2 separate regions of the Homo sapiens genome follow, and region 1 is linked to region 2. Evidence: chromatin loops called from intact Hi-C (ENCODE). Cell type or tissue: HepG2. All regions are shown on one strand. Each heading gives the region's core, and the rest is flanking DNA. Links, peaks and the distances in the headings are about the cores only.

What was found. Peaks named below come from ENCODE experiments on the same cell type or tissue, not always from the same donor. Only the 100,000 strongest peaks of a DNase experiment are listed, where the experiment ranks them.
Region 1: it touches region 2 in a loop (2.4-fold over the local background); 2 of 110 quality-filtered maps call a loop at or near these places.

Annotation. Positions count from the first base shown.
Region 1 is chr2:204,479,161-204,492,276 of GRCh38, forward strand. No RefSeq gene overlaps it. Among named protein-coding and RNA genes, the nearest start is that of PARD3B, 60 kb to the right of the region's middle. In HepG2, for the core only: no CTCF peak of the experiment used is centred there; no DNase peak of the experiment used is centred there.
Region 2 is chr2:204,677,677-204,690,792 of GRCh38, forward strand. It overlaps PARD3B (par-3 family cell polarity regulator beta), which reads left to right. Exons shown (of 23, transcript NM_001302769.2): 2 at 8,505-8,606. LOC124907968 (a long non-coding RNA gene) reads right to left here and starts at 1,022. Exons shown (of 2, transcript XR_007088057.1): 1 at 1-1,022. In HepG2, for the core only: no CTCF peak of the experiment used is centred there; a DNase peak (open chromatin) is centred at 5,935.

The DNA.
Region 1 (13,116 bases), core at 3,778-8,777, 200 kb before region 2:
GACGAGGTTAAAGAAGGTAAGAGATGTATATCAGTTACATATCACTGTGCACTCTGGCATGCCTGCCTGCTCAGGAAATGCCTCTGCATCCTGCAACTCTTCTCACTGCTCCTGAACCCTTTTTGTCTTACTTTCTTCTGAGGGCCGTGTTTCTGCTACAGTCCCCACAAGTGGAGGCCGTTGTGCTTTTTATTTTTTCTTATATGCCACTCCTTAGGTCTTTTTTCCACCATGTGTCTTCCAACCCCTTTCCCTTTCTTCCTTTAAGTACTCCAGTTCAGAGGAAACTCATGACTTCCACTGCACTTCATCAGCTGTTCGGCAGTCCCCACCCCCCCATCCTCACCTTCACTAAGTCCCCTAGCACTCGGATCACTGTTTGGCTCTCCAGCTCTCCACAGGCTGTTGTTTCATCCCAGGGACTCATTCCACAGCTCAGTCTATTCGTGGTGGTGCCTCTCCATCTCCCCAACATGCTACTCCATCCTTCTCAGCTACCTCGTCCCCTGGTGTGTTCTGATCTATGCTGCCTGTCATTGCTTCACATCTCATTCTTAGATGCCATTTCTTGCCCTTCCAGCTCACTTCCTTTTGAACTCCCTTCCCCCCTCCCCCACACCATTGCAATGATTCATCCATGTACTGGAAACCCCCTAATCTGTGGAAACCACCTATTTTTAACTATCTATATCCATATCTGCCTATCCTGGTCTTCACTCTCCAATTTATCCAGCTAAATTCCGAAGTTCCTTCGAATCACTCTCTTGCAAACATTCTCAACTTCTCTGCTTGGCCTCAGTCATGCTGGAATTGTAACACCCTGTGAAAGGAAAATAAATCTTGGGACCCCCAAAATCACTAAGTCAAAGGGAAAAGTCGAGCTGGGAACTCTGTCAGGCAGACCTGCCTCCCATTTTGTTCCTAAATAAGATAGCTACAAAGATTATTTTTTTAAAAAAGCTACATACCTCCCTGAAAATTTACCTACAGGACATTCCTTGTGGACCTCAAGATCTTTACCCTAAAATATCAATAGCTTATCCTCTTCACAGGTGCGGGAAAGTCCTCCCTCTGCTCACCTGAGACAAATGCATATCTGACTACTTCTTCTGCCTTATTGTTTATGTAAAAATGTAGATTCACTGAACCAGACTAAAGCATAAATGGTTGTTCCTCTACCCGCCCGCCTCACATGTAAGTTGTATTTTCACTGAAAGTCTGTCTCTTATCTACTTGTGACCTGAAGCCACCCCCACGTCAAAGTGTTCCACCTTTCTTGACTGAACCAATGTACATCTTACACATATTGATTGATGCTTCATGTCTCCCTGTGTAATGCAAGCTGTACCCCAGTCATCTTGGGTACATATTGTCAGGACCTCCTGAGGCAGTATCACAGGCACATCCTTAACCTTGTCAAAATAAACTTTCTAAATTGATTGAGACCTCATAGATTTTGGGTTCACAACCCCAATCACCTCTCTTCCTTGGACATACACCTAGCCAGCTCAGTGTGACTGGGAAAATAGTAAGTAACTAACCTAACTACTTTCTTTTTGCATTTGTGACCACCCCACTTTTACCCAGATATCATGTATTTTGTTTCCCAAGGGAGGATAGCCCATCCTTTGAGACCATTAAATTTTCCCCACCTCTTCCATTCCCCTGAACTCTTAGCTGATGCCCCTTCTTTCACTCACAGAATGAATACCAAGTAAACAAAACACACTCATCCTCCCACTGTCAAATATCCAAACCTATATGCTCTTCTGTTGTGCAGGAAAGTGTCCCTGCTTCTGTCTGGTGGGAGGAAGCCTGGTGGGCTGCTTCCACCAGGGCTCTGGTATGTATCTCCTCCCACTTCTACCAGACTTTGCTCCTTATTTATCATCTCAATTTCCTGCACCATGAAACTGTGTCTCTTTCTCTACTCAATCACTCAAACTTTTAGCTTTTAGCTGAGACTATCTTTTATTTGTTTGTTTGTTTATTTAATTTATTTGAAAGGGAAGGCATTCATGTCCTACAAATTTTGAAAAGTACAAAAAGATTTACAAAGTCGAGTCCGCCTTTCCCAAGGTACTCAAATTACTTCATTCTCTTCCCTATAGAGAGCCAGCATTTTTACCTTCTGGTTTATCCTTCTTGAAATACTTCATGCATCTGTGTAGTAACATACAAATATGTATATTCCTCTTTCCCCCTTAAAAACAAAGTTTGCACCCTGCACATATTGTTCCGCACTTGTGTTTTTCACTTAACAGGACATGTTGGAGATGATTTCATCTTAGTTCATACGTGGCTTCCTCCTTCTGTTCTACAGCTATGTAGTTGCATCGTGTAGAAGTACCATGATTTATTTAGCCAATTCTGTATTAAATATGTGCAGTCTTTGCAAAAAAAAAAAAAAAATGCAGCCTCTGTGACCTCATCATTCCCCTTCCTGCTACTTCCTATTTTCCTGTTTCTCCTTTGATCCAAACTCCTCCAATGAGTTGCTACACATGCTGCATCTATAGCTTCATCTCTCATTCATTCTTCACCTTCTTCAATTTGGCTTCACTCTTCACTGAAATTGTATTTTCGAGGTTACCAAATTCAACGACTGCTTCTCTGATTTCATCTTACTTGAATTCTCAGCAGTATTTCATACAGATGATCACTCTTCCCTCCTGTGTCCAGAACACTGTACACGCATGGTTTTCTATCTTCCAGTTTATGCCTTTTCTGGAGATTTCTCTACCTACCTTTCCTTTTTTGGATTGTTTTAGGTCTTCTTGTCTATGTACCCACTGTCCTTAGATAACCTCATTCTGACCTTTGGCTTTATATCTGCATGCTGGTGGTCTCCATATTTATATTTCAAACACAGACTACTCTGAACTCCATATCCAACTACCTGTTTAACATCTTCACTTGGATGTTAACTAAGAATCTCAGGCTAGATTCAAAACAGAGCTCCTGATCCTCCTCCTCCTCTCCCACAAGCCTGTTCCTCTGTCAGACTTCCCACCCCTGTACATAGCACCACTATGCATCATTGGTAAAGCTGAAAACCTAGGAGACATCCTTGACTCCTCTCTTCTGGATGTCAGTCCATATGCAAGTCCTGTTAGTTTTATCTGCAAATGTGCTCAAGCACATCTACTTCTCTCCTTCTTCCTATCTCCCACTCCATCAAGCTACCATCCTCTCTCCCTTAGTCTACCTCAGTAACCTCCTGGGGCCTCTCTATTCCAGCTCTTGCCCCCTCTAATCCAATTCCCTCAAGGAGCCAGAGTGATCTCTTAAAAATGAAAACGGGATCATGTCGATCAGATCAGATCATCTTCCTACTCAAAAACCTTCCTATGACTTTCTTTGGCACTTAGAATAAAATGAAAATTTCTTATGGTAGCCCAAAAGATCCCACAAAAGCTGGTCAGGGCCTCCCTTCCTGCCCTTACTCCACTACCTTCAGCACCAGGCAATTGGCTGTTCCCTCCACGTGGAATATGCTTCCTTTCATCTGGACATTGCTGGCTCATTTGCGTGCTTTAAATCACAGTCCCAATATCACCACCTCAGAGAGGCTCTCACTGACCACTCCCTCACCTATTTCTGAGATTTCTCAACAACACTCACTTTATTGCCTTCATATCAAGTGTCATATTCTATCATTATCAAATGTATGTGTTTACTTTTGATTTCTGTCTCCTCCCCTAGGACATAAGCTCTAAGAGGGCAGGACTTATTTATGACTTCTTTGGCATCTAGCTCTTGGTACAGTGCCTAGAATTTCCTGGCATCTCAACTATTTGAGACAAAATTATTTCCTAAAGTATAAAATTACTAAAAAGATTTTGTCAAGTATTCTGATTTTATTTTTAAAATCTCAGAAATATTATAGATTTTCATCTCACTTTAAAAAATTTTTTGTCTTTTTAAAGATGCCAAAATATTTAAGATTTGGACAAAAAATACATTCATTCATTAGTTATTCAAAAGTGACAGATTTTGCTGTATTTAAATGCTTCATTTTTGGAAAATTAAAATTGTACTTGTCCTACAAATTCATATGGAAACTATGTTATAATTTTTAAAGCTCTTGGGATTTTTTTTTAGTTTAATTATTTTTGCATGCATTGGTGAAAAAAGCATTAGATAAAATCCTGTTATACGGTAGGTACATTATTCCGCTCAAAAAGCACAGAACTTTCAGGAAACAAAAAGTCCGTACGAGGGATTACACAACTAATAGTTTCAAAAGCAAAATCTGTAGAAGTGACACACAAGACGCTGCACCTTGTCTTCTGTTGTGCATCTATTGTGGTCATGTATTATGATCTTTAACTTTATTTTAAGAAAACAGTTGCTCTTCTATAATCATCATTGGCCAAATCACCACTTCCAACCACTTTTTTTCTCCACCCCTATGTCCATTCTCATAAAATGTGGTATATTCTCCCCAAAGCCTTCTTAATGCAAGGCCATGTGTGCATATTGGAGTTTAGATAAAGAATGCTGGCCTCTTCACTGTTTACTGATTGTATCACAAGCTCCCCTGACCGGCTGGCACATATGCAGCCTCTAAAGGTTCTAGGGCTTGATTTGTATGTAGCCTCTTAATTCATATGTATGAAGCCACTGCCGTATATTACAGGGGCAGGGCCATCCCTTCTATAAATTATGAAATCAGTTGGAAAGCCTGATTGTTTGTTAGTGAATGTGAACTCCTTGAACATTAATCCACCCCAGGCTGCAGTCAACAAAGTCCTGGCATTGAGCCAACCCACCAGCAGTGGATCACTTTTGACTGCAAGTCAGGTTCACTGAGTTGGACAAGTGTGGAAGATTGATCGCAGAGTAGTCCACACGCCTCTGGTAGGATGTGAAGGAAAGTGGTAACTTCAGACTGAAGAAACTCAAGAGAGACTCAGCAGAATATCTTCATGGAGACCCTGACAGTTGAGAAGTAGCAGCAGCAAAAGCCAGATCTTTCTGGCATACAGAAATCAGAGATAGAGTGGCAGAGACATCAGGGAAGGGAGCAGGAGGCAAAACAGCTCCAGGCCCACAAAGCATAAGGATCCAAGAGGCAGAAAGTGGTGAAATAAGGACATGCATGATGAGCACATCAGACCTAGAGGAGCGTGTGTGTGCGTGTGTGCATGCGCGCACTAATGCCAGATACACCTGCCAGAAAGGAGGCCAGCTTCTTCTTACAGTTAACCCATTTGTTAGTAGTGTCATTATTTTTGAAGTCTTCCCGAAATCTTATGATTACATTTTTTAAATTTGCTATAAAAAATAATGTATGACCTTTGTTTAAAAGTAATATATATGCATATATGTTTATACATATACATATACACACATGTTTATATATACATATACACACACATAGACATATACATGTATATACATATACATTCACATATGTATAATTATCCTGAACTGTATGCAGTGTATAAGATCAAATGCAAAATCTCCAATACCATCTGCTCTCTCACCTTATTCCCAAGATATAACCGCTATGAGCTAAAGATTTCATCAAGTTTTCTCTTTCCCTCTTTGAAGCGTTTCTCAAACTTCCCCTTTGTTCTTTTTCTCCAAGAAAATAGCATTCTTTGAACTCATACCTTCCAGAATAAGGGGAGCAGCTTTCTAGCGTTAATCTCTGTACTCACCAGCCTCCAGCCACTACCAGACTATTCTTCCTAGAGTACCATTTTCCCTTAGAAAGCCCCAACCACTCTCCCCAGTGCCTACCACACTGAGTCCAGCCCTCCATCACCCATCCTTATGAAGCCACATTCCCTACCTGGATCTTCTATACAGCTAGGCCCACCTCAACATTTACCTTCTTCTTTCTTCCCTTGGGCTTGTGCCCCCGCTGTCCCTCTACCTGGTACTCCATTGTCGGAGGCCTGTGAACCAGAGCAACTCTGTCTTGAATAGGAGCTGGGTGAAATGAGGCTGAGACCTACTGGGCTGCATTCCCGGACAGTTAAGGCATTCTAAGTCACAGGATGAGATAGGATGTTAGCACAAGATACAGGTCATAACACCTTGCTGATAAAACAGGTTGCAGTAAAGAAGCCAGCTAAAACCTACCAAAACCAAGATGACGATGAGAGCGACCTCTGGTCATGCTCACTGCTACACCCCCACCAGCACCATGACAGTTTACGAATGCCATAGCAACATCAGGAAGTTACCCTACATGGTCTAAAAAGGGGAGCCATGAATAATCCACCCCTTGTTTAGCAAATAATCAAGAAATAACCATAAAAATGGGTAACCAGCAACCCTTGGGGCTGCTCTGTCTATGGAGTAGCCATTCTTTTATTCTTCCACTTTCTTAATAAACTTGCTTTCACTTTATGGAACTCACTCTGAATTCTTTCTTGCGCAAGGTTCAGGAACCCTGTCTTGGGGTCTGGATCAGACCCCTTTCCTGTAACACCATCACTATGCACCAGCCTATCTTCCTCTCATCTCCTCTTTGCTCATCTCTGTCTTTCCTATTCTCCACTGCCCACCTCTCACTCTGCTTCCTCTATGAAACATCCCTACTTCTCCAGCTCAGCAGCCCTCTCCTTTCCCTAAATACCTATTGAGCCATGTGTTTTAGCATTTACTGGTTTTCTAATTATTTTGAGAGTGTTAGTCCTATTTCTTCCAATTAGAAATAAATCTCTTGAGGTTGGGGAACTTGCCTTAATAACCTTGGCACCAAGATAAACACATGGGAAAACACAACACATAAATGTGTAGAAAATGGTCACATGCGTAGGAAACACACAGGAAACAGCCAGACATAGAGCAAGTTTACTTTTCACTTAAGTGCTTATCTCCCCATTATTTTGTATGTAGGACCAGCTTTTACTTTTTTGGTTTTGGCTTATGACTTTGGCTCATTCCTTTTTATGTGGTCATTAAAGTTGAGGTGGAATTACCTTTAGGGCAAGGTCACTAACTGGCCGGGTAGATTAACTGCACCTTTCTTTTCAGGGATGCAAATTTTTGTTTAATGTGTCTTAGAAATTTGGGAAGATACTCTTAACTCTCAAAAAATCAGCCCTTAGAGGCACAGCAGGTAATTAGGTTCCACCTAAGGTTTGAGATCTCCTAGATTTTAACCTTAAACATTTAGCCCATATGCCAATTTAACAAATCATGAAACACATTCTTCTTCTTATGTTAATGTAGAGGAAAATTTTAAAGAAAAGGGTAAATCTACTGGTGTATGGCATATGGAGGTCGAGATCCCACATAGATTTTCAGCATTAAGGCAGAACAAATGGACTGCAAGACTACAAAGAAAACAAATTCAGAGCAGTAACCTTTTGAGAACCGCCAAATTGCTGGCAAGATGAAAATGGAGTTTGCATCTGAGAAATTATGCAGCGTTGTGCTTTTTGGAGGAAGGTACAGCACAGAGGGGTATATGTGTTTTCTTTCAAAACTCTATTTTTAATATTCATAATGACACTAACTGAAGCAAATGTGACTACATGTAGAATATTCAGTAAATGGTAAATGATGGTGGTGGTGGTGAGGAGTTTGGAGGAAACTAAATGGAAATAGAGGCTCTGGTGGACCACGTATATTTTTGAAATATCAAACAGACACATTCAGCCTGGATGCTGAAGATCACTATGCAGGGTGAGAAGAAAGTCGAAAATTTGCCCAGAAAAAGTCTGAAAGACATCACAGCAAATGGCAGGCTGGATCTCAGCAGCATAAAAGAAAGAAATGTATGAAAGAAAATGTCTCTCTGCATATCATAAAGACAGCAAGATTTCCAACATATGCTGCTATTTTAGTCTTTCATTTGGCAGACCATTTGTGACTAGTTATGGGTGGGGTTGTTCTTGCATGTATGTTTCTGCCAAGTATGATGAATGCTCAGACTATTTTTCCTGACCTTACATGCATTGACTTCTCCTTTTTTCTTCCTCATGTGCCCTATCCTGATGTTTGCTATCAGATAGGGTTCCCAGGCAGCTCCATATAGGATCGTATCAGAGACAGAGAGAGTAATTTAGTTTAGATAAAATGAGTTCATTTCAGAAATGTGTTTCCTTATTTCATTTACTTGTTTTGTCACACACAAGAGAGCAAGCCAATGAGAATCTAAGTAACATAAGATTAATAAAGAGGCAAACACACACCAATACTCAATTCTTACATCCATCCCTTTCTTTCCGAGGCCTTAAACAAATAATGCATATGTGTTTTTCCATAGTTGCCATCAGTGTGTGTATTTCATCTTCAGATTCATTTTTTTCACTTATATATTTCTACATATGGATAAATCTCACAAATTTTTATTTTACTATTTTAATAAGAATGACGTTCTGAATTCTTAACATACCACAGCTTGTCTAGCTCTTCCCCTTTTGTAGTGCATCTCAGGCACTATAAAATCCTGCCATTGTATACATCAATGATACAAACATCTTTGTAAGATAGCACTCATTTATGTCATCCTTGGGTTATTCTCTTTGAGGCATTTTTTTCCTAAACTGGAATTCCTGCATGAAAGAAAAATAAACTCTTGTTCAGAAGCTCTCATAACCTACTTCCAAATGGTTCTCCAGAAAGCTTTAGTCAATTTTTTACGGCAACAGCCATTGGACGTGAGCCTGCCTTCTCATAGCCCTGATGAAATTCAGCTTCTTCATATTTATTCATTTTTGCTAATTTGAGACATTTATTGAATGAGTTAATTCTTATTTCTCTAATCTCAACAAAGATTGGGGTTTTAATGTAATTATTTACTGAATTTATTTCTTCATGTATTAACTCTCTATTCATCTCTTTCGCAATTAATCACTGCAAGGTTGTAGACTGTTTTTACAACTTGCAGTCAGGACACGGACTCCAGCCCCTTGAAAGGGTCTTTATCGCTTTTGAACACTTATTAACTTGTATGTTTATTTGAATTCTACATATCTTTTTAAAGGAGACAGAGAGAATAGGTGTTGAAAGCATAGCTCTGGAGCCAAACTCCTGGATTTGAACTTAGTCTCTGCCCCTTATTGGTTAGTAAGTTCATGTAAGTTGTTCAATCACTCTGTGCCTCAATTTTCTCATCTGTATAAAGATGATAATAATAAAACCTATCCCATGGAGTTGCTTTGAAAAGTAAATGGGCCAAGATATGTAAAGTGCTTAAAACAGTGGTTAGCACATAGTAAATCTGTGTGTTTATCATTATACATAAGCCATTGATTTTAAGTTTACAACTTATTTTCCCACTGTGTGACTTTCATTGTGGTATTTATTCTATGATACCTATTTTAGAATATAAATATATCCAAGTGTGCCTTTTTATTGCTAGAGAAAGTGTTGCTTTATAACAACCCTTTGATAATTTGGAGTTTGTTGGCTCTATGGTATTATAGTATATCTTCAAGTAGAGATGATATTCAAAATCGTTAACAATTGCTTCAGAAATCAGAAATCAATCCAAATATTTAACAATTGAAAGGAATCAACCAACCAGAACCAGACACTCACTAATCAGAACAGAGCCAACAAATCAGGACTTAATAGCAACCAGTGAGAATATACAGGCTAAATATCATTGCTGCGCTCCAGTTACTTCTTTTCTGTGCTGTTCAGTTGTTCTATGTATTAAAGTGTATTTAATCATAAATTCTCTCTGAAGGATGATATTACTTCTGATTTGTAATATGGTCATTTCTTCTTCCAATAGGAATATTTAGATGATTTAAATGTGTTTAAAATACCTGTTTTACCTTTTACGGCTAACTATTAGGTTAGTACAAATGCAAAAACCGCAATTACATTTGCACTAACCTATACTTAAAACATCTAGCTGTAGTTAAGTACCACAGTAATTGCACAATAATTCCAGGAATAAGCAAAGTTAGCTTGCTATGGAGCCTTCAAATGGAATATTTAATGTATACAAGCCATTGAGTCACACAACATAGATTCAGATATTGCCTTCACAATGTCAAAACCTTCTAATAAAATATGAGAAAGACATTGAAAATTCTTTTTCTTCATGTGTTATAATAAATATTGAGATGTTTGGAAGCCCCTGGCTGTTAAGAATGAGCAATATGTTTGCCATTGTGTAAGCACAGCTATGGACTCTGGTTATCAAAAAGTGCATTGATGAGCAAATAGAACACACTCCACCAATTGTTATTGACAGAATTCTGTCATTGCAAGTGCCTGTTCCACTGATGTGTGCTATTTTTTTTTTCTCAGAGAAGTGAAGGAATAATTGTAAGCTGTCTCTTTGGCTTATGTACGGTTTGTACCCCCATTTCTTTCTCCACCTCTTTGATAGTTCTCAGATTTCAGTAACTGCTTCTTACTAGCCATGTGCTGCAGAGCATGGTGCTCAGAAAAAGTTAAATAAAAAGAAAGCGCATTGACAGATCATATTCGCAAAGAGTCCAGGACTGTCTATAAGGACTGTTATGATTTGTTAAAATGGCATATGGGCTAAATGTTTAAGGTTAAAATCTAGGAGATCTCAAACCTTAGGTGGAACCTAATTACCTGCTGTGCCTCTAAGGGCTGATTTTTTGAGAGTTAAGAGTATCTTCCCAAATTTCTAAGACACATTAAACAAAAATTTGTATCCCTGAAAAGAAAGGTGCAGCTCTTTCCTTTCCCTAAATACCTATTGAGCCATGTGGTTTAGCGTTTACTGGTTTTCTAATTATTTTGAGAATGTTAGTCCTATTTCTTCCAATTAGAAATAAATTTTTTCTACGCTGTCTCTTCCCTTTTAACTTTTGATCAATGTGTTTCACTGTGTGCATGTTTTCCTGACACTTTTGAACATAACTGTAGGTAATACAGTGTGGACCATACTGTTAGAGGGGCATTCCCAGGGTTCCAGGAGGTAGACTAATAGTCAGCACAAGGTAAGTGAGATCTGATACGCGAAAAGTCACCTTGAGAGATATGGCTCAAATTGAAAGCAACAAGATCAGATCTTGGCAATGACCAATCAGTGGTGTTAACATTTTCTAAGAAAGCATGTGTTAACACTATGGGATCAGCAGCTTGGAAATCCAGAAAATGAGTGTGAGAGGCAACGTTTTCAGAGTTCTTGTTACTCACCTGGGAGGAGAGGCCCATTGATCAGTGAATGAAAGTGTATTAGATGCATCCCCAAGGAGCAGAGGGAGTGTATTGGGTAAAAATGGGGGTTAAGTCTATGTTCAAATCCCAGTTCTACCACTTACCAGTGACTTTAGACAAGTTACCTAACCCCTCTGGGCTTGTTTTCTTATCTGTAAGATGGGGGTGATGATAATAATACTGACATAATGGATAATAAAATAAGTTAATATGTAAAAATGTTTAGAACACTGCCTAATGCATAAAGAACACAGAGGTGAATCATGATCCTGCAAGAGGTACCTAATACATAGTAAGCATTCAATAAGTGTTAACTACTTTTTCTTGATGCCATTAAATGATAAATATCATTCTACTTTGATGACCTAGTCACAAAGTGACCCTCGGATTACCAAGTGCCTTCCCATGTAGATTTGCCTAATGAGACAGGATGTGCAATCTAAGAAAATGACTCTCCGGTCCAAGGAGGTGGTTTGAACTTTCATGGAAATTAATTTTCTGGTTTATAAATCATTTTGTTATGCGTTTGATTCGTAGCACTCTTCTGCGGAAAAAATAAGGACTGCTGTTTGGAACTGTAGTACTGAAAACCTGACTTTCAATAAGGGTGAATCCATTAGGATATTATCCCTTTGCAGGCTTCTGCCCAGGTGACAAGAAGGACTATAGCAAGTCACAATCATATTCTCGAGTCAATTACTCATGAAATGAAACATACTAAGCTTGCATGAGAAAGTTCTAACAGAGACAAAAGGAGGTTACTTGATTTCTGAGTGTAGGTACCCTGAAGACTAAGACTTGCAGACCAGTAAAAGTCCCAGATTGTACAATAGTAGCTTTGAACCTCAGAATCAGAGTAACTCCGAGAATGACATGCAGCCATAGTGTCTTCCCATTAGCATTAGTTACTGCTCAAGGAATTGCTTATTCCAGCAATGATATTGTATCCCCAAAAACATACAGTGCTTTTTGTTCTATTACTACTATTTAAATAATTTATTTTATTGTACCATCCATTATATTCACTGAATGGCTGTAGTTTGACAAGCATGGAGGTACAAATTTCTACCAAGCACCCCATGGATTGCAGAGGGTCTTAGGAAAAGGTCACTGAGTCTGCTGAAAACTTGCTGGAACAGTGAGGCAGGCCTTGTCTGAGACTGTGCTGGAAATCCCCACTGGGCAGATACCTTTCCTATGGCCTTATTAATTTAAAATTTAATAATTTTTCAGCATTTATTGCTTTGACAAGAAGTTCCCATTAGCCAAGAGAAAAACAGTAAAGATCTTTCCTCTAGTTTTAAATTAAATACTTTTTTATAGAATGCTATTGTTTGAAACCAAATGCCAGGACAATGATGCCATAGCTGGATTCAAGCTGCTGGCTGAATTCCAGGGAAAGTGCTGTATGGCAACCCTACTCATCAATCCCAGAGACTAAACCCACTTCCAAACAATAAAAATCAGCTCAAGGTGCTGAGGGTTCTGTCATGATCAAAAGAGCCTGTGTGCTGGCTCATCACATGGACAGCAACACCTGGCATTCTTCCAAACCATTGGAGTCAGCTAATGGGTCCCCTACTGAGTCTTTTCCCCCTCTTGGTGAAGCATCCATAATTCATTCATCATTCCTCTTAAGAAATTGTTTTGGGCCCACCATCATTTTGCTAGGATTTGCCTAGAAGACCCTCAAAGAGGTCCAGGTCCTTTTAGAGGTATATTTTTGGTTGGTTTTAATCCCCAAATATGGCAGATAACCTACCTACATATCTCAACATTTAAGCTCTCCTGGGCCTAGTCAGGAGAATATACGGGCTGCTACAGATTCTCAACCTAAGACTGGACCCCCAAATCCAGAATATATGGTACCCCGACTTTAGAGACCACAGGGAGAGGGCTTCATACTCACCCATTGAAGTTGTCAGGTAACTACCTTTCTGTCTCTGCCCTACGAAGTCCTCAAAAAGGGTCATGTGCTTATGTGACCCAGCTTTG
Region 2 (13,116 bases), core at 4,042-9,041:
GCCTAAGATGGTAATAATAATATTTTTAGCAGACTCATCACTGTTGACTTGTTAAAGCCTGTGGTCAACTAAGCATCTCCTGGGCTTCTTAGAAATGTTGAATAACTGGTAGTCAGTTAGCTACATGTTCTATTGGTAGGATAACCTGGCCTTCCCATCTTCTGGGACTTCTACACTCCTTTTGTTTTAGGATTTGTCCTTATTCTTCTGAGGAAACTAGACTTACTCTGAACAGCTTTTTGGTGGTCTTCATTTGTTTAGCTGTAGAGATGGCATGTGCAAAAGGAACAATTAGGTATTTCAGTTTGAAAAAGTCACATTTTTGGAAGCAAAGATATTATTTTCATTTTTATGTAAATACCTTGGAAGTATATCACACGTGCAGAAAAGTACACAAGTTAAGTATAGCTGGTGAGACAGGAGAGTCCCTGACTCCCTCGCAGGACTTGCGATGAGGGGTGGCTCCTTTGCAGCCGAGCTCAAACCGCTTGTGGGAGGGGGAGCACGCAGGTGAGCAGGTGCAGGACCTGGGGCAAGTGCCTTTAGGTGCTGGCAGGACCAAACCCAGTAACCGGGCCCGTGGTAGCAATCAGTGGTTGCCCGCAACTTCTGGAGCCCCAGAGGTTGTGTATTACAAACAATGCCCTTTTGGTTGTTGCCTTCAACAGAGAGCTAAGCCTTAACCAGCTCAGTGGAGAGTCAGGGTGACATATACCCTGCCCTCTTGGTACCCGGGTTCTTGTCTGGCATCCAGGAAGAATCAGGTCACACGGACTTGAAGGATGTTGAATGCAGAGGTTTTATTGACTGATGGAGGTGGCTGTCAGTGGAAAAGGAGCTAGAGCGGGGATGGTGCGGGAAGAAAGTAGTCTTTCCTTGAAGCCTGGCTGACTCCAGCCGGGTCGTCTCCGAAGTCGTGTGGTCTGACATTAAGCCGCGTCTAGCCTTAGTCTCTGATGCGCAGTTGCTTCTAGTCTCTGATGCGCAGTTGCTTCTCCTCTCGATGTTCAGCCGCTTGTCTCTCTGCCAGCTGAGCTCTGAGGTTTATAGGAGCACGAGATACGGAGGCTGGGTGGGCCAAAAAGTAGCATTTGAGCTGGAAAACGGATAACTGTTTTCATTTAGGGCTGCAGATTCCAGGCTCGAGGGTGGGTTCTTTGCCAGGGAGCTGCCCTCTTCTATCCAGTATTTCCCTGCCTCCTGTCGGTATCGCTAACATACAGATCAAGAAATAGAACATTGCCCTAGAAGCCGCTTCATGCCTCTTTCTACTCACCACCCTTCCCCCTCACAAGGAGTAACCAGTCTCGTGACTTCTACATTGTGAATTAATTATGCCTCTTTTTGAACTTGTTATGCATGTAATCATACAAAAGGTGCTTGTTTTGTATTTGGCTCTTTTTATGCAATTTCATGTTGCGAGATTTACTCATGTTGTCGCATAAACTTGTAGTTTTGTTCATTCTTGCTGTATAGTATTCCATTGCATGGACATACTGTAGTTTATACATTCTACTGGTTACGAATATTTGAGCTATTTCCAGATTTTTAGGTATTAAAAATAATCCTGCTATGAATATTCTGTGTGTCGTTTGGTTAGGTATATATTCATAGCAGGATTTGATATATACCCAGATTTCTGTTAGATGTATACCCAGAAGTGGAATTGCTGAGTTATGTGTGATGTTCATTCAGCTTTATGGCATGTTTATGTTCAGTTACTGCCAGTTTTCCAAAGTGATTGTATACATTTACACTTTTACCCTTAGTGTACTAGAATTCTAGTTGCTTTGTATTCTCACAATCCTTACCCTAACCCCAGTCAATTTGGACAAGATCAATATCTTCACAATAGTGAGCTTTTCAATCTATGATAGTCTTCTTTAATTTTTCCTAATATTTTATAATTTTAAATCATAAATGTTTTGCATATTTTCATTAGACTCATTCATAAGTATTTGATTTTATGCTATTGTAAATGTTACAATTTTTTTTTAATTTTTTTTAATCTTTAACTGGTTTTCTTTGTTTAGTTATTGGTTTGCCTTATTTACTAAGATACTTCTATACTGTGATTTGGTGGTGCCTATTCTCAAATGCTTTTTCTGCATCCATTGTGGTGATCATTTGATCTTTATCATTTTTTCTATATTAATTTATGAATAACTTAGGTTGATTTTTGACTTTTAAATAACTCTTGCATGACTGTAATAATTTCCACTTGGTTATCATGTATTATTCCTTATAGACATCACTGAATTTGATTTACAAATGTTTAAGATTTTTACCTACATATGTAGATTTTTACCTACATATCCATGAGAAAGAGAGAGACTGGGATATTATTTTCTTGTAATATCCTTGTAAGGATATTGGTATCAAATTTATGCTATCTTTTTTAAAAAAAGCTGAGAGAATTTTTCTCTTTTTCTAGTCTCTAGAAGTATTTATATAAAAGATTGGCATTATTTGTTCCTTAAATATTAGGAAGATTTTACCTGTGATGTCATCTGAGCTTGGAATTTTCCTTTTGAAGAAACATTTGGAAGGTTTTGAAACAATAAATTCAATTTAATTCTTGTTGTTTTTGTATTAATCATATTTTGTATTTTTACTGTCCATTTTGTTGTATTTTTCGAAGAATTCGTTCATTTTATAAAAATTGTTAAATTTATAGGTCCAAGGTTTTTAGAATATTCTCTTCAGTATCTGTAGGATCTATAATGGTTTTGCTTGCCTTTGTTCCTTCCTGATATTGGAAATTTATTTTATTTTTCTTGATTGGTTCTGCTATGAATTTACTAGTTTTGTCAAGCTTTTCATAAAACCAACTTTGATTTTTATTTGTTGTTTTTTTATTTCATTGTTCTTTGCTCTTTATTTTCTTCACTGTGTCTTTGGATTTCATTAGCTGTTTTTTTTCTAGCTTTTTGATCAATTTTTTTTACTTGTTAATATGTGCATTAAAGACCATAACTGACACATTTGGCACTGATTTACCTGCATTCCACACATTTTTGCTATTTTAATTACTAGAAGTATTTTCTCATTGCCTTTATTTTTCATCTATGGATTTTTCAGTACTGTATTTCCTAATTTCCAAACAGCTGGGCATTTTTGAGATATTTTTCTGTGGTTGATTCTACTGTGATAAGAGAACATATTTTAAATGATTTCAGACCTTTGAAATTTGGTACACGTTCCATGTACACTTATAAAGTATGTTCTAATCTTTTCGGTTACACTATTTGTGTGTGTGTGTGCAAATATAATACAAATAAGTTAGGCTACATTTGTTACTTGTGTCAGTCAGATGATTTATATCTTCTTCAATTTTTTGTTTCCTATCAAGTCTCCCAATTCATGTTTTTAAAATATTTTTTAAAGATCTGTTCATTTTGACAGTATATGTATTAAAGTTATATTATTGGGTACGTACACATTTAACATTGTTATCTTTCTGTTAGATTGAGCCTTTTATCATGATTGAATATCCCACTTTATCTTTATTAATACTTCTTTCCTTGAAGTCTCCTTTATCTGATATTAGGATTAGTATGGCCATACCAACTTTCTTTTGATAGAATCATAGATTTTTAGATCTGGAAGTAAATATATGTATGGACTAATTCTCCCTCATTTTATATGTAATTAAAGGTTTATAATTCTATTGGACTTGCTAGGTGTTACTTTCAACCCAGCATAAAAACTCCGGGTCCCATTCTAGTTCTGCTGAATTCTTTGGAAACATACTGTAGTTAATTCAAACAGCCTCAGCCCATGTTCTTCTACTAGGCTTTTCTCCTGAAGTTTACACTTGGTTGATCTATTTTAGGAAGGTGAAGGCGTGTTCTGAAGCCAGTTAGGGCTGGTTCATAATAAACTGTATATTCATCACTGCCTTTTCTGGCTTGATTCTTTCCTTTCACGTGTCAGTGCTGCTCTGCTAGGCTTTGTTTGGGTGTCATTTTCCAAAACTCTTGTTTTTCCCTGCACTGCTCTGTGGCTGGCTACTCAGAGGCTCCTGTTCTCTGTCTGCCCCAAACAGTCTGCAGACATGCTCTGTCACCTTCTCCTTCCTGGGTGCATTGTGGGGCATCTGATTCTCATTTGGTCTTGGGTAGAGGGGAGAATGCCCCCAGGAGATTATTATAAAAGTAATTAAGTGTTATGTGCAAGTACATTTTTGTAATTCTCTATCTAATTTCTGGTGCTTCAAACTCCCTCTCTATTCTTGGCAGTAAGATCTTTTTCCACTGTTTCCAAAACCCTTAAGTCTATGATTATGAAGATTATATTTTGAAGGTTTCCCCACTTAATTCTCATTTGTGAAGCATGGGACAGACCCACTTAAGCAAAGAATTTGGGGCCTTCCATTGTCACCCCCCATGTCTCTGCATTTTGACCTCTATGAGGTGCATCATACAAAAGGCCATCCAGTCTCCAGGCTCACTAATGATGATGCACCCGAGGCCCAGAATAATGGCAACTTGCCTGGGTACGTATGCTTATGTAGGGATAGAAATGGACCTGATTCCCTGCCTGATTCCTTGGTAATTGTGCTTTGTATTAAGTTATTTAATAACAAAATATTTTCTGTGTTTAAAAAAAAATCCCACCTTGGCTTTGCTGCTTATTCAGTGTCTGAACTTCGGAAAGTTAATTCACCTACCTTGGTTTTCTCATCTGTAAGATGGATTAACTGTTTTATGAGGCATTTTGAGGATAAATGAGTTAATCATACAAAACACATAGTACCTATAGTACCTGACCTATAGGTAAAATCTCATTTTGTGGATATGTGCCACCAAATTCATGAAGTTAAATTCTATAAAGAAAATTCCGTTTTGTTTTTACCTTCCATTTGACCATTGCTGTTGTGTTCCAGTAGGTAAGATTCTTCTAGTAAAAACATTAAGCCACCAGGAAACCAGTTGCATGGCTGAGAACTGTAATTCATGTAGCCCCTCTCCAAAAATCGGCTTTTCCTTTGCAGCACTCTCCCCACTTTGGGACCTCGCTGCCATTGCAGGCTGTTTTTTCTTCTTGGACTACAGGCATCTTGCTTGGGCCCCTCCAAGTTTTCCCTTTCTTGTGTTTATTGGCATAATCCCAGTTCATGGTAGTCACAGCATTATAGTATGTGGGTTGCCAGTCTACTCCTTTAGGTATTACAAGTGGAAAATTATTGTACTTCAAACATGGTTAATGTAAATTTTCTAATGCATAAGGTAAAATTTCATGTCATCTACCCATAGTGAAGGTCTTTTGGTGCTATTAGTATTAAAGCCTATTTGGAACCATTTTTACATTTGATCATTAAAAATAACTCTTCTTCCTGTAATGCCTGTGTTTTTGTTTTGCTTTCCTTTTGCAATTCATTCTCATAGGCTAGTTTTAGTTTTAAAATTTTAGTAGCATTTAAATTAACTCTTTTATTTTAAAAACAGATACAATAATGTCAAAAGTGGAGAAAACATAATTATAACATTATTTTTCAATAATGATCCTAGGAGTATAAGTAATAAGACATTGCATAGCAAAATGAACACATATATTAGAGATATTTTCAAAATAATTTAAAAGCTATGTGTACCACAGTTACTTGTGCAATATAAAGGCAAGTTAAGTGTCATAATCATAAAAATATAGTAATTTTTTCCCAGTGACAGTATGAACCAGAACACATATGTGAACACCTTTTCATATCTGATCAGTTTTATTCCTGATGGCAATAAAACCATGTAAATGAAATGCAAAATGTTGACTGCAATGTAATGGTTGAAATTTTTACATGCATTAAAGAGTCAGGATAAATTTATGGTCTTACGATGGCTGTAGGTTGCATATTTTGTATGTACATTTTTGAGTGATCAATAGCACCATGGCCAAAATACCATGGGGACAAAAATCACAGTTGGTATGTACTGTGGTTTATTGACATTTTGCCCCCTCTCAGATGTGTAAAATATTAACCCTGAGACTGATTTCCTATGGCTTGTCTGTTTTTGTTCAGGGTTAGGTGTAGATATATGCCCATCATTAGCCTACTCTTTTCTTCTTTGGAATGTATAAAATGGCAATATCAATGTGGAATAGGGAGTTCAAATTGTAGTCTTTCCATATTCTGACACCATGTTTTTCACTTAAAATTTTTGGGTCAAATACATGTTTCCAAAATGTATCAAGATACTTTTTTACTTCATTTAGTTCTGAGCTCTTTTGAATCAAATTAGAGAACAGTGTCTTAGTTTCAACTCCGTGTCTTATTTTCCACAATGTCTTGGATCCCAGTGTGCGTGAGGGAGGAATGGATGTGATGCGGCAACCCCATCTTGCTGCCATTTGTTTGATATTCCCTTTGCCACTGATCAAATCCTATCTTTGGCTATTTTTTGAGTTACTTTATTTTAAATTAGGACTCTTTGGTTTTCTTCTCTCTGTGTTTCCACCTCTAGGCAGGAAGGTGTACTTTAACTTACTGCAGTTGTGAAGGATGATTATTTACCTCCATCGTAGGTGATAAAATCTGCTTTTACAAACTGAACTTGAGAAAAAAGCAGATAACTGATAGATGCCTGCTTTTAAGTACAAATATACTATAAAGAAAACTCTTTAGAATACATTACTTTTTATAAACATGGTTAAAATCAACAGATTTCATCTACAGAGCTAGGTAATATATCAAAAAACTCAATGGAAGTTTATAGAAATTAATTAAATTGAACTCTTTTTATAAGCAGACTTTTTACAAGGAATAAATAATACTTAATATTTCCGTCAGAAGTCCTGGGTAGATTTGAAGAAATATGTTGCTTGCGGCATGGCCATAACAAAAAAGATTTAATTCCCAAATATTGCTGGGGGAGAGCTGTATTGTCCAGTGGCCATTACATAGTTTTCTCTATGCTAGGATCCTCCCTTTTTGAAATCTGGCCTATTATACTTAGCTCATCTTTTACAGCACAATTACTTCGGGTTGGCAAAGACCTCTGGTTAAAGAAACTGAATAATGAGAGTTGTGTGTCTTTCTTACCTGATTATACTCCCACTGCTTATATCTTTGAGATCTCTATCTGTGCCACAGAGTCAGGCATTTAAAGTTTCCTAGTAAATCATTGGTGTTTGCACCTATAAACTCAGTATTAGAAGTAAACAAAACTCCTTTTATTTTACTTGAAATTCAATACTGTATGGAGAACTTAATTTTGAAATGTCTAAAGCCTAACTAAGGAGAATTCCTTTAGATTTTTAAAGCCTATCACTTTACCAAGTTGTATTACTGGAAAGCTATGTACTTGGGTCACATTTTAGTAGCTCTCCAAATAGATGCCTTAAAAAAGTATTGTTTAATAGTATGCCCTTACTGTTTATTGGGGGTCAGCTAAAAAGAAGACTGTATGACAACCATTTCTATTAGCTTTTATGAAATTGAAATTGAATTCCGTGGGTTATATTAGTTCTTATCCCTAATAAAGATTTGTATGGGAAAGGCTTAGAGCTGTATCCTAGAAGAATTTCCATCTTTCTTTTTTAACAAACTGGTATCTGTTCGTTTATTGGATACCAAGTGTATTATAGCTCAAAAGTTTCCCACTTTGAGGGGCTTTCTAAGACTCACAGAACCAAATTGATTATAGCTTGGGGATTATGGTAAAACCTTACTCATGTTTTTCTTCACTTCATTCATTGGTTCATGTTCTTGTCCCATCGCTATAATGGTTCACTTTCATAGCTATCCTGGAAATAGGCAGTACGTAAGTAACTGAATGAGCTAGATTATTTAATTCTAAATTCTAGAATCAGAGTAAGCGGTTTTTAAAAGTAAGCAGTTTTTTAAAAAGCGATAGTTGAACATCTCTTTAATTACTACCCCAACTCAGTGAATTCCCCATTCAACTCTGAACACAGTTTGAGTTGCTGCCATGCTGCAGGAAATGGCAAGCGAGGCTGGAGCTCCTGCTCTGTGCATCATTGCATATCTCAGAGTGAGGCTGCATGCTGAACATGGAGATTTAAACAGGTGAAGATGTTGGTGGCTACCCATTCCATTTATATATTTTGTAGTGATAGCTATTACCATCACAGATTCTGCCTTTAGGGTTTTTTCCCTACAGCTTTGGAATCTGTTTGGACTTTTATTCCTAGTTTCAGAAAGTACCCTCAAGAAGATCTTTCTTTTCCAGAGTATTCTTGGAATTACCTGAGTTGTAGGTTATAAAAATTCCCTGAGTATGTTTTTCAAACAGTTTATTTTTGCATTGCAATTTACCTTCCAGGAAAATTGATGAAATATGTATACCTTGATTCTCCGATTTAAGTTAAACAGGATAAAAATGCCAAGTATTTTTTTCCAAATAAATAGATAACATTTGTTTTCAGTGTTTAAAAATTTGATTACTAGAACATATTTTTAACAAGTTAACTTATGTCTCTTAACATTAAAATGTGTTTAACTTTTTAACATAGATTAGGTCATTAAACTTGTGTTTGTTCTACTATAGGGTCCTGGTTACTGGGTGAAGATTCATCACTTAGAATATACAGATGGAGGAATCCTGGATCCAGATGATGTCTTGGCAGATGTTGTTGAAGATAAAGACAAGGTAGATAACTCTAAAAATGTGCCTCTTTGTTTTCCTCTACAGAGCTGCATGTTTTCAAGAGACTGAAATCCTTAACAAACTCATGTGTCAATTATTATTAAAAGATACCATCTGTTCAGGTTTCACCTGGACAGCCCATAAATCAAAGTTCTTCATCAGATGTTTGGAAAAACTGTGTTAAGGTTTGGGAATCTGTTTGTGTTGGCCTAATTAGCAGACACTTCATTCCCAAGAGTTTCTGATATGTCTTAATAAATTAGTTTCATATGTGAGGCTGTTGGAATCATCATTGTCGTTGCTGGCTCTGTAGTTTATTCCTGGCCCTTGCTAACTATTCAACTAAATGCCTGAGGCGTGAATGTGTTTCAAAGTAGAGAATACAATGGGGCAGCAAGTTTTATGAAGAATTACAGTGAAGATTTTTCTGAAAGTAGCTGGCAAACAACTATCTTGAGTGATAGTCTTATTTTCACTGCTACAGTAAAAGGCACTAAATTGAATACTCCAAAAAGTTTGAGCGTGTTCTGCCACTTATTTGGGAATAATCTCGTTGCAAATATCTTGTTTTAATGAGATTTTTCTTCTGAGACTATACAGAGGAAGGTGTGAAAGTATACTATTTCATTGCAATACACACGATTATTGCTGTTGAGACAGGTTTAATACTACAGGTTTGGCTCCTGTCATCAATGGCTAATGTGTTTTCCAAAACCGAACTCTGTCAGAGAGATCTAGCTTTCAAAGTTTCTTCTATTATACATCTTTAGTGCTGTTTGTACAAGGCTAATTTATATTTGGAAACATGTTTCTCTATATTTTTTCCCTGTAATCTCAGGGGTGTGTATGTGTACATTTTTGTGTTTTACCTAACTGGACTGGAATATAAATAAGTGATTTATTAAACTCAGGTGAAGTTTATATTTTTCTTTTTCCATAAGATCTCTTCAGACTGTTCAAACTTACATTAATCTTTGCAGACATCTTATACATTTACTTTTCATATTTTATTTTGTAATTAAAACCTGTTTTGCTTTATGTTGTTATTAGCGATTTTATAGTCTATTTAGGGAGATAACTAACTAAGTTTTATAGTCTATCTAGGGAAATAACTAGCTATCTAGATAAACCTAGTTATCTCCCTAAATAGATTGTAAGCTCCTAGTGGACATGGACTTGGGAGATTTTTATTTGTGTGTTTTTGTTAGTAGTATCTGGTATAATATCTTACACAAACTTGATTCCCAAAAATACTTACTGAATTAATGAGTGAAAAAGACAGCTTTACTTTCTACACTTGACTCTTGCTGTATGTAATTTTGATATATACTTCCTGTTTATTTAGTTGGTCTCAGGGTAAATAAAAGGGTAACTAATGTATTATTAACCTTCAGAACCCTGAAGAAGGGTTTTTAGTTCTTTCACCCTGTTTCACTTTCTGCTTCTTCCCTAGGGATCATCTTCTTCCTTTGAAATAATCCAGATATTTTAATTGTTTATTAATGTAGAAGGCAGTTCCTGTCTTAAATTTCACTGATGTCCAGAACATTAAAATGAAGGGCCAAAAAATGGCAAGTTTAGGAAGGACGAGAAGAAAATGTCTTACCCCAGCTTCATCCAATACCTCATTACTAGAAGGATAAGTCCATGAACAGTGCCCAGGGAGATAATTTGTCCCATAGAGCTCTCACATTTAGAGCATTCTTTTAAACTATCTCAGCAATGCAGTTTATAACCATAATCCACTTACTACACACAGAAACAGCTTTATTATATGTAATCTCTGTTTTAATGGGACTCTACCACCATTACTAAATAAGGTAAAAAAGTGAGATAATCAGTTAAAATCCTAGCTGAGGATTAGTACTGCTTGGGTTCGGCTTTAACAATTCTGTTAATGTACTTCAATATTTCTACATGATGCCTAATTGGTATTGTTCTGCAGAGTTTATGACAATTTATACTTTTGATGTTGCTAGAAAAAATTGTGTTGCCATTTCTTCTTCTTAAAAAATACGTAAGTGGCACGGTGGCTCATGCCTGTAATCCTAGCACTTTGGGAGGCTAAGGTGGGTGGATCACGAGGTCAGGAGATCAGGATCATCCTGGCTAACACAGTGAAACCCCATCTCTACTAAAAATACAAAAAAATTACACAGGAGTGGTGGCATGCACCTGTAATCCCAGCTACTCAGGAGGCTGAGGCACGAGAATCAATTCAACCCAGGAGGCAGAGGTTGCAGTGAGCCAAGATCACACCAGTGCAGGCCAGCCTGGGTGACAGAGCAAGACTCCATCTAAAAAAAAAAAAAAAAAAAGGTGAAAAAAAGAATTTCTTATTTTTCTGACAACCTTGGTAATCTTAAGATTTCTTTATAGTCCATATGTCTATTGTGGAAAGAAGGCCCTGCCAAATTTCATTTTACCTTACTTTTTGGCAGTTTAGATTAAGAAGTAACTATAAGTGATGCTTTGTGGATGCTTAATGACATATCAGTCTCACTCAGGATCCTTTGAGGCGGTATTGAGCTTAGACAAAATAACAGTTCACCTGTTTGCAAATTGGCTACCTAATAATCTTTGGCATTTAAAATGTGGATAGAGAACAAGTCCAAAGAGGCACGGATAGATGCACATAATCATTGTGCTAACCCCAAAATATCTCACCTCCTAGGAAAGACTCTCACTCCAGGTGAGAAGTGGCATTAAGGAACTGTTGGTCTATTGCAGCATATCAGGCAGGAAAAACAGAAACTTAGAAAGCAGGGGAGGCTGGGCCATTTAGTGTATGGTAACACCATCCCATACACTTCAGTAAAGGTAGAAACTAGAGGTTAAATGATATTGTACTTCAAATTAGAGAAGGCTCTAACAAAGTTCAGCCAGTGTTCTTAAGAAATGACTTTTAAAACTTGTGCCTAAAGTGGTTTGTCTGTGGTCTTACTTCTATTATTCCTTTGGCCAACATAGTGCTTGGCGCATACATGGTATCTGCTTGGGAGCTTTGGTTTTTTAAACTTGCTTTCCTAGTACAGCTTCCACGGGGACCAAGTCTCCACTGTGTTACACTACTTCTAGCCTATATGTGTCAAAATATTATTGGAACAGCTTTGGAATATTGCATCTTATGATAACTATTTGTATAAAATGTTGTGCTGAAACTTAATAATTATCTGGTTGTGACAGTTATTCTCAAGATTCTTCAGTTTGTCTATCAGTCTGATGATTCGAGTTCTTTGGGATAAATATCTAAGAATTGTAATTTTACACTCATGTCTCCTCTCTGGTTGCTAAAGGCTACCAACTTAGTTCACCCAATAGTAACAACCTAATCATTGATGACTAGCAATGGCCCAGAATGTCTTTGGCCCTTATTTATTCTACGTTATTTTAAAGCAATCCTGAAGACAAGAGCTAGTGTTATCCCTATTTTTAATTTCCAGAATAATCACAGAAATTGTAAGTAACTTGCCCAAGATCACACAGGTAGTAAATGGCACAATCAGACTCTGGAACCTAGAATTTAAATTTCTGTAATCTTATTTCTTTTCTTCTCTGATGTGTCAAGCAGTTTGGCGCTTGTATCTATAATTTCTATTACGAAAATTCATCAGTCATAAATTAACATGAATTTTGCTTTTACGTAGTCACCACCATTGCTAAGAAAAGGTTGGTAATAGACCAAACTGTTGAGTATAACAAAACAGTTGAGTATACAATTTATTTATAAATTAATTCAGAATTAATATGCCATACATATTTAATATATTTCAACCCTGTTTGCCTATAGCCTGCATCTAGTTTATTGTAAAGGCTTGTCAGCTCTACCTCTGTTGCTTTCTTTTGCATCCTCTTTTCTCTAGGACCCAGATTATTTGATTTAGATACAGTTTAATTTCAGTTGGACGCTTTAGACTGCACTTGAAGTCTAACCACCATATGCAATTACAAAGAAAAACAAGTTTGTATTACAGTAACTACTTTTTTGCACCAACTATAGACTGTGCTGTTTTCAGTAGGCAGAGTAATGGCGCCTCAAAAATGTCTACTCCCTAATCTCTACAACCTGTGAATATGAATGTTACATGACACAGCGTCTTTGCAGATGTGCTTAAGGATCTTAAAATGGAGAGATTATTCTGGATTATTTGGATGGACCCAATGTAGTCACAAGCATCCTTATAAATGAAAGAAGAAGGCAGGAGAGTATTAGAGAGATAAATGTGAGAAAGACACACCCAGCCAATGCCAGCTGTGAAGATGGAGAAGGTGCCACCAGCGAAGAATGTAGCTGGCCTCTGACATTGGAATCAGTAAGGGAATGGATTCTCCCCTAAAGCCTCCAGAGAGAACACAGTCCTGCTGATACCTTGATTTTAGCCCAGTGAGACTTGTTTCAGATTTCTTAACTGTCAGATAATAAATTTGTGATGTTTTAAGCCATTGCATTTGTGGTGACTTGCTACAGCAGCAATAGGACACTAATACATACACTGCCTCTTTTCCCATTTTA